2 separate regions of the Homo sapiens genome follow, and region 2 is linked to region 1. Evidence: chromatin contacts called from ENCODE Hi-C data. All regions are on one chromosome and are shown on one strand. Each heading gives the region's core, a stretch centred on a gene start or an enhancer-like site at or near the end of the contact. The rest is flanking DNA. Distances are from core to core; before and after follow the strand shown.

Evidence for each region. A loop is a pair of places that touch in the nucleus more often than their neighbours do.
Region 2: a loop to region 1 is called in a map of chondrocyte, with 4 times the contacts of the local background. The contact joins two enhancer-like sites. A Hi-C loop is called at or near these places in 1 of 168 maps with a recorded cell type or tissue (chondrocyte).

Annotation. Positions count from the first base shown.
Region 1 is chr15:64,067,147-64,070,917 of GRCh38, forward strand. No RefSeq gene overlaps it. Among named protein-coding and RNA genes, the nearest start is that of DAPK2, 23 kb to the left of the region's middle. Within about 2 kb of position 2,490, at least 5 of the 41 ENCODE cell types and tissues checked have a DNase peak (open chromatin) inside an H3K27ac peak, as active enhancers do.
Region 2 is chr15:63,078,993-63,083,021 of GRCh38, forward strand. No RefSeq gene overlaps it. Among named protein-coding and RNA genes, the nearest start is that of TPM1-AS, 32 kb to the left of the region's middle. RefSeq lists enhancers at 1-435, 436-1,111. Within about 2 kb of position 1,844, at least 6 of the 41 ENCODE cell types and tissues checked have a DNase peak (open chromatin) inside an H3K27ac peak, as active enhancers do.

The DNA of each region.
Region 1 (3,771 bases), core at 1,240-3,739:
CCAATTCAACAATATGTATCAAAGCCTCAAAATCATTCATAATCTTTGGCAAAGAGTTCCATATCTAAGAAAGTCTTCAGTGATGGGCCATGTGCCGAGGCTCACACCTGTAATCCCAGCACTTTGAGAGGCCGAGGCAGGCAGATCACTAGGTCAGGAGATGGAGGCCATCCTGGCTAACACAGTGAAACCCCGTCTCTGCTAAAAATACAAAAAATTAGCTGGACGTGGTGGCATGAACCTGTGATCCCAGCTACTCAGGAGGCTGAGGCAGGAGAATCGGTTGAACCTGGGAGGTGAAGGTTGCAGTGAGCTGAGATCACATCACTGCACTCCAGCCTGGGTGACAGAGCAAGACTCCCTCTCAAAAAAAAAAAAGTCTTCAGTGATAATCACTCCAGTCAGAACAAAGGCACAGGCTGCAATAAGTCCATGGTGGTCTGGTACCACTTAGTGCAGCCCGGTTAGAGGGGCAGTGAGTGTGCCCTCAGGGCCTTTGGGAAAACCCAGGGCAGCTGATGCCAAGTGGGTATGCTCTGTCACTAAGAAATAATGCTTTGCTGCCATCTGGTGTTCTCCCAGATAATCGCACCCACCCCAGAGGAAAAACTCTCCAAGTTAGCACCGAGCAGCCCTTTCCTCTATTCTCCCCTACCCCGGAAGATGCGGGTCTCGCTCTGCCACCCAGGAGGGAGTGCAGTGGCGCAATCAGGGTTCACTGCAGCCTCAATATCCTGGCCTCAAGCGATCCTTCCATCTCAGCCCCCCAAGTAGCTGGAACTACAGGTGTGCACCACCACGCCCTGCTAATTTTTTGATTTTTTGTACAGACAGGGTCCCGCTATGTCGCCTAGGCTGGTCTCAAACTCTTGAGCTCTAGCCATCCGCCCACCTTGGCCTCCCAAATGTTGGGATTACAGGCGTGAGTCACTGCACCTGGCCTTCTCTATTTTTAACAAACCCTAATAAAGCATTTACTAGGTTCCAGGCGTTGTGCTCAGCACTTTACAAGCATTCCCTTTTTTAGTCCTCATAAGGGCCCCACGAAATAGGTAATTTTATCATCCCCATTTTACAAACGAGGGAACTAAAATACAGAGAAGCTAGGTAACTTGCCCAAAGTCACACAGCTACTAAGTGACTGAGTATTGGATTAGAACAAGATGGCAGTTTGGCACCAGTGTCTGTGCTCTTGACCACATCCTTTGTGAAGAGGATCCAGGGTCTGCATGGTGCTAACAGCACTTGGAGAGAACCTGACAGCCCATACAGCAACATCCTCTCCACATCCAGTACATCTGCCCCAAATAAGTCCATATCAGAACTGGGTTCGCTCATGCCCTATAGGCAGTCTAACCTGAGTCATGGACAACCACCAGTTCAGGCTAAATCCAATGAAGTTTTTTGGAAAAATCTTTACTTGTATTTCATATATACAAAAAGATATCAGAAATAATGTGGCTGAGCACAGCGACTCATGCCTTTAATCCCAGCACTTTGGGAGACCAAAGTGGGAGGATCGCTTGAGCCCAGGAGTTTGAGACCCCCTAGGCAATATAGTGAGACCTCATCTCTACAAGAAATTTAAAAATTAGCTAGCTTTGGTGGCGTGCATCTGTAGTCCCAGCTACCCGGGAGGCTGGGGCGGGTGGATAGCTTGAGCCTGGGAGATAGAGCCATGATCGTGTCACTGCACTCCAGCCCCGGTGACAGAGTGAGACCATGTCCCAGAAAAAAAAAAAAAAAGAGTATTAACAGTAGTGGTGCATCAGTAATGAGTTTGAACCCCAACAATTCACTGGCTTGTTTTCTACCATGGTATTAACACATGCAGAAAACCACCTGGGATATGAGTGCAATGAGACTTTTATAGCAATCCTACCCCTTCCTAGTAAACTGGCCCCCACTAACTACAGTTAATTGTGTCCTGCTGGACACATCTGCAGTTTTGGTAGCAGTTGCTTCATGGTGGAGCTGGGAAAGCTGCTTTTTTTTTTTCCTTTTTTTCTTCCTTTCTTTTATTTTTTTCTTTATTTTTTGAGACAGCATCTCACTCTGTTGCCAAGGCTGGAGTGCAGTGGCGCAATCTTGGCTCACTGCAACCTCCGCCCCCCAGGTTTAAGCAATTCTCTGCCTCAGCCTCCCGAGTAGCTGGGATTACAGGCACGTGACACCATGTCCAGCTAATTTTTGTATTTTTAGTAGAGATGGGGTTTCACCATCTTGGCCAGGCTGGTCTTGAACTCCTGACCTCGTGATCCACCCGCCTCGGCTCCCAGAGTGCTTGGATTACAGGCGTGAGCCGCTGCACCCAACCTAAGCCACCACGCCCGGCCATAAGCTTCTTATTTGTAACGGTCTAAGAAAGCAGTGGATAAATAATTAGTTGAGCGTGGTAGCTCTCATCTGTAGTCCCAGCTTCTTGGGAGGCTGAGGTGGGACAATTGCTTGAGCCCAGTAGTTTGAGGCTGCAGTGAGCCCTGATGGTGCCTTTTCACTCCAGCAGGGGCGACAGAGAGCGACCCTGTCTCAAAAGCAAAAACAAGAAGGTAGTGGCTCCTACTGGGGCTCAGAAAGCAATAACCCAAAATATGGCTCCTTGGTGTGCTGTGAATTAAAGAAGAATAGAAAGCCTCAGAAGCAGCCTCAAAAGCAAAGACTCTCTCTGACCATATCCTGCCCTGCTGTCTCCTGCCCCTTCCTCCTCCAAAGGGAGTCATAGAAAACAGAATCTGTCTTCCCCAAGGGAGGAAATAGAAACCAGAACCTCTTTTCAAAGCAAGCCATACCAGTCTGGGAAACATGGCAAAGTCCCATCTCTACAAAAAAATACAAAAAAAAATTTAGCTGGGCATGGTGGTATGCACCTGTGGTCCCAGCTACTTGGGAAGTTGGGGTGGGAGGATCACTTGAGCCTGAGAGGTTGAGGCTGCAGTGAGCCATGATTGTGCCACTGCACTCCAGCCTGGGCAACAGAGCAAGACCATCTCAAAAACAAAAACAGTAACAACAACAAAAAGCAAACCACAAAACCTAGAAATATTACTCTAACTTTCCCCCGCCTTTCTGTGCATGAGCTGGCCATAAAGAAATTCTCTGACCTGCCTTATCTAACAGTAGGTCATAAGACTGCCCCATACCCAGGAGGAAGGAATGCTACACAGAAAGGCCAAGAAGAATCTGAAGAGATAGTCCTTGCTGGGTTTCCCCACTTAGTCCATTACCATTAGATCGCACTTTTTGTCCAATCACATTTCTACACAATTGTCCACTCTTCGTCAAACCTAAGCAGAAAAATAAGACAGTTTTCCCTGGGTCTTTGGATTCTTCCTATCTGAAGCCTGCTGTGTCACATAAAACTTGGATTGACCACATTTGTTATGCTTTTCTCTTGTTACCCTGTCTTTTGTCACGGGGGTGTTGGCCATGACCTTTATGATGGGTGAGGAAAGGTATCACACCTTCTGCCCCTATACTCCCAAAGTTGTGAACCCTCAGGGCTCTGGGGGGTTATTAAAGGAGGGGGGAGCCCAGTGCTCAGCTAGCATTACTTGTAAAGCAGAGTTATTAACCCGGGGTCCACTGGCTCCTTAGCAAGTCTGTGAATGTCCTGGAGTCACATGCAGTTTCATGTGAGTGCCTTTTTCTCCCTAGGGAGAGGGCCCATTCCACATCTTTTATCTGATTTTCCAATTGGTCTGACTTTTCAGAAAGGATAATCATTCTTGTAAATCAGGAGTTTGCTAATGGCACACAGGCCAAATCCAGCCC
Region 2 (4,029 bases), core at 594-3,093, 990 kb before region 1:
ATAGTGTTAAGTTGTTTCTTAACTATGTGGTGATTCCTGCTCCGGCCTGGACTCCAGCCTGGAGAGCCCTTTTTTGATTTCCAGGCCTCAGGTTCTTAAAAGAGAAGCAAAACAACTTTTCCCAAACTGGTGTGGTAAAGCCTTTAAGAAATCTAGTTCCGGCCGGGTGCAGTGGCTCACGCCTGTAATCCCAGCACTTTGGGAGGCCAAGGCAGGTGGATCACCTGAGGTTGGCCTGTCGGCCTGACCAACATGGAGAAGCCCCTTCTCTACTAAAAATACAAAATTAGCCGGGCGTGGTGGCACATGCCTGTAATCCCAGCTAATCAGGAGGCTGAGTCAGGAGAATCGCTTGAACCTGGGAGGCAGAGGTTGCAGTGAGCCGAGATCGAGACACTGCACTCCAGCCTGGGCAACAAGAGCGAAACTCCACCTCAAAAAAAAAAAAAGAAGAAAGGAAAAGAAATCTAGTTCCACACGTTATCCCTTTCCCGCTCCCTCATCTGTGCTGCTCCCCCAACAAAAACACACAAACTTGAGCTTTAAGACATGCCTTCACCGCAGCCACCCGGCTCTTTCTTGTACCCCTTGTCTAGACCTGAGTTGATAAAAGTGAATGATGGGTGTGTGGGCTTAGAGGCACTGCCTCGGGCCTCAGTTCTGGGAAGACCCTTAATTACTGGATGATGAACAGTGACAGAAGAAGGAAGCAGCCATATAGAAAACTTAACTGCCCTGCTAAAGAGGCAGCCTAGATAGTATGTACAATCCCAGCCTTCGAAATTAGACCAGAATTTAACAGCCACCTCTGCCATGTACTGGTTGTGTGACTTAAAGTAAGCTGCTCAACTTCTCTGCAATTATTTCCCCATCTGCAAAATGGGGATAATAATAATAGTACCCAACATCATAACGTTCAGGGCATGAATAACTAAGATACTGCATGAAAAGTTTTAGTATGGTGCCTGGCATAGCAAACTCTCAGTGATAGACAACTTCTATTGCCCTGTTCTTTAAATAGTCTTAGATCCCGGCAATCAGCCCGTAGAAGTCACGCTCCCCAGGATTCAAAGACAAGGCCGCCCCTCACCTCTTCCCTACTCACCTATCAGGCTGCCTTAGTGTGCTGTCATTTTCTCCTTCAAGGCTGCCTCTGATGTTCATTTCACCAGGATGATTCATCGGGATGGGTCAGGGCCAGTGGCGAGTTAGCCTGATAGCCCAGCTGGATCTTCCCCTGAAATCTGATGGAAGCACACTTCACCGCCCGTCAGGACTAAAGTCCGGCATTGGTGAGCAGTAAGAACAGCCCCTCTCCAGTGTGGGAGGAGGGGCCTCGAGTAGACCCCAATGACTGACCCTCATCAGCTCTCCAGGAAGTGCCTGCCCAGTGGCATCCAGAAGAGGTGCCCAGGTCCTGTGTCTCCCCAGGGCACACTGGGGTTTGCCACTGGGGTTAGGTTTCCTGGGGACTTCTCAATGACACTGTGAAAACCTAGCTCACCTCCTTGGTGATCGTACTCTCAGCCACTAAAAGGTTTCCTAGGGCACTTAGAAGTTGAGTTCAGACAATAATAATATCCTGGTCGTCTGGTGAAATCGTTAGCATCTGAGGGGCTGCTTTGCAGTACCCTCTGTTGGGCTTGCGGCTCCTGCCTTTGTATGTTTAACCTTTAAACAAGGGGGTTGGCAGAAGGAAGCAAGCTGTTCTGTCACAGCTGGTCCTGGCGATGCCAGAGGAGGCCCAAGCTGGAGCTTCCTAGTTAGCTTTGGCTTTTGCCTAAAGAGGATTTCAGGAATAGGGCAGGACACAGGGACCCAGCCAACACCAGGAATAAAAGCCAAGCGTCTACTCCATGCTTTTGGTTCTGGCTGGCCAGGGCATCTGACACCAGGGAACATCTTTCCTTTCACACTCCATTGTCCTGGGGCTTCAATTACATTCTTGACTGAGAGCCCAGGAATGAGGATAGCGGGCACTCCAGAAATTAACCTTAGAGAAGTGACTACGTGAGTTTTTAGCCTACTCGCCTCCCTAACAATGGTGCACACCATTGCTGCTCCAGGTGGAGGAGTCACTGCCACCTCCACTAGCTGAGCAAACATCCCTTGGCCTCAGATCTGGGATTAAAAGGAATCAGGAGGTCAGCTCCCCACTCATTAGAGCTGGATTATCCTACGAGGGTTTGTACTGCGTGCATAGACAAAAGCATAGCACCCAAAAGAATGAGACACAGCGACGGAATTTTGTTATTTTATATTTCAAAAAAAGGCATTGGCTAAGTATAGTGGCTCATGCCTGTAATCCCAGCACTTAGGGAGGCCGAGGCAGGAGGATCACTTGAGCCAAGGAGTTTAACATCAGCCTGGGCAACATGGCAAAACCCCATCTCTACAAAAAAAATATAAAAAATTAGCTGGGTGTGGTGGCACACGCCTGTGGTCCCAGCTACTTTGGAGGCTGAAATGAGCCTAGGATCAATTGAACCTAGGAAGTCGAGGCTGCGGTGAGCCGTGATCACACCGCTGCACTCCAACCTGGGCGGGCAACAGAGCGAGACCCTGTCTCAAAAAAGAAAAGGCATTGACAAAGTCATTATTGGAAAAATCTGAATGTATGTAGTCTTATTTCCATTTGTTTCATAGTTTAGTGATGTTTTATCTTGAGTTACAAATCCCTTTGGTGCAAAGGATGATGTCTTATGCTAGCTGCACATCTCGTCGGTCTTATAGCTCACCACCACAGAGAGGTGAGCCCTCCACAAGCCCCTGGTCTGTGTCCTTGACTCTCCCAAGGCCACCACCCCACCTTTCCCCACACTCAGAGCCATCAGCATCACCACCACCATTGATCGTATGAAGACATGCAGACCACTTTTATACTGCATGTGCTTTGTTGCAGGTACTTTTGTGAATCTGCAACACTGAGAAAAACCCAAGTTCAATCCTTAGTTCTTCCCAGTTAACAACTGGGGGATTTGAAGCAAGTTACTCAGCCTTTCTGAATTGCAGTTTACTCAGCCTCTCTGAATGTCAGTTTCCTCCTCTGTAAGAGCCTGCGCCTTATAGTTGTGTTAAAGAACAAAAGCTATCCCAGATACTTGGAAGGCCGACATGGGAGGAGTGCTTGAGGCCAGGAGTTCAAGACCAGCCTGGGCCATAAGCAAGACCCTGTCTCTACAAAAAAAAAAAAAAAAAAAAAAAGTTGTTTTAATTAGCCAGGTGTGGTTGTACATCCCTGTAGTCCTAGCTACTTGGAGCCTGAGGTGGAAAGATCACTTGAGCCCAGGAGTTGGAGACTACAATGAGCTATGATCTCGCCACTGCATTCCAGCCTGGGTGACAGTTGCTCTGATCCCCAGAGCAACTCTCTAAAAAAAAAAAAAAAGAAAAAGAAAGAAAGAAAAAAGGCCAGGTGTGATGACTCACATCTATAATCCCAGCACAGGGAGATCGAGGCAGGAAGATCACTGAACCCAGGAGTTGAAGACAAGCCTGGGCAACGTAGTGAGACCTCATCTCTACAAAAATAAATAAATAACCAGGCATGGTGGCATGTACCTGTAGTGCCAGCTACTTGGGAAGCTGAGGCGGGAGGATTGCCTGAGCCCAGGAGGTCAAGGGTGCAGTGAGCCACGATTGCACCACTGCATTCCAGCCTGGGTGATGGAATGAGACCCTGTCTCTATTTAAATAAGTAAATAAACAAACAAATAAATAAAAAAGAATAAAAGGTAAAACATGTCTGAGGCCTGCTACAAGGCAGATTACCTATAAATATTAGAGTTATTCATGCCCTTTCTTCACTCCTGATCCGCCTAAAAAGAAGATAGAGTAGGTCCCTTCTCTAGGGAAAAGGAACCACAACCACCACCATCTCAGCTTGAGGGACTTGTAGCGAAGCTTTACCCTATGAACCAACCTCGGGAGTCTCCGGCCTCCATTGCCCCACACCTTGGAAGGGGAGGGGCTTCTCTGGAGAGAGGTTTGTTTAAATGTCATTATTTTCTGAAATCATTGCCCAATTTT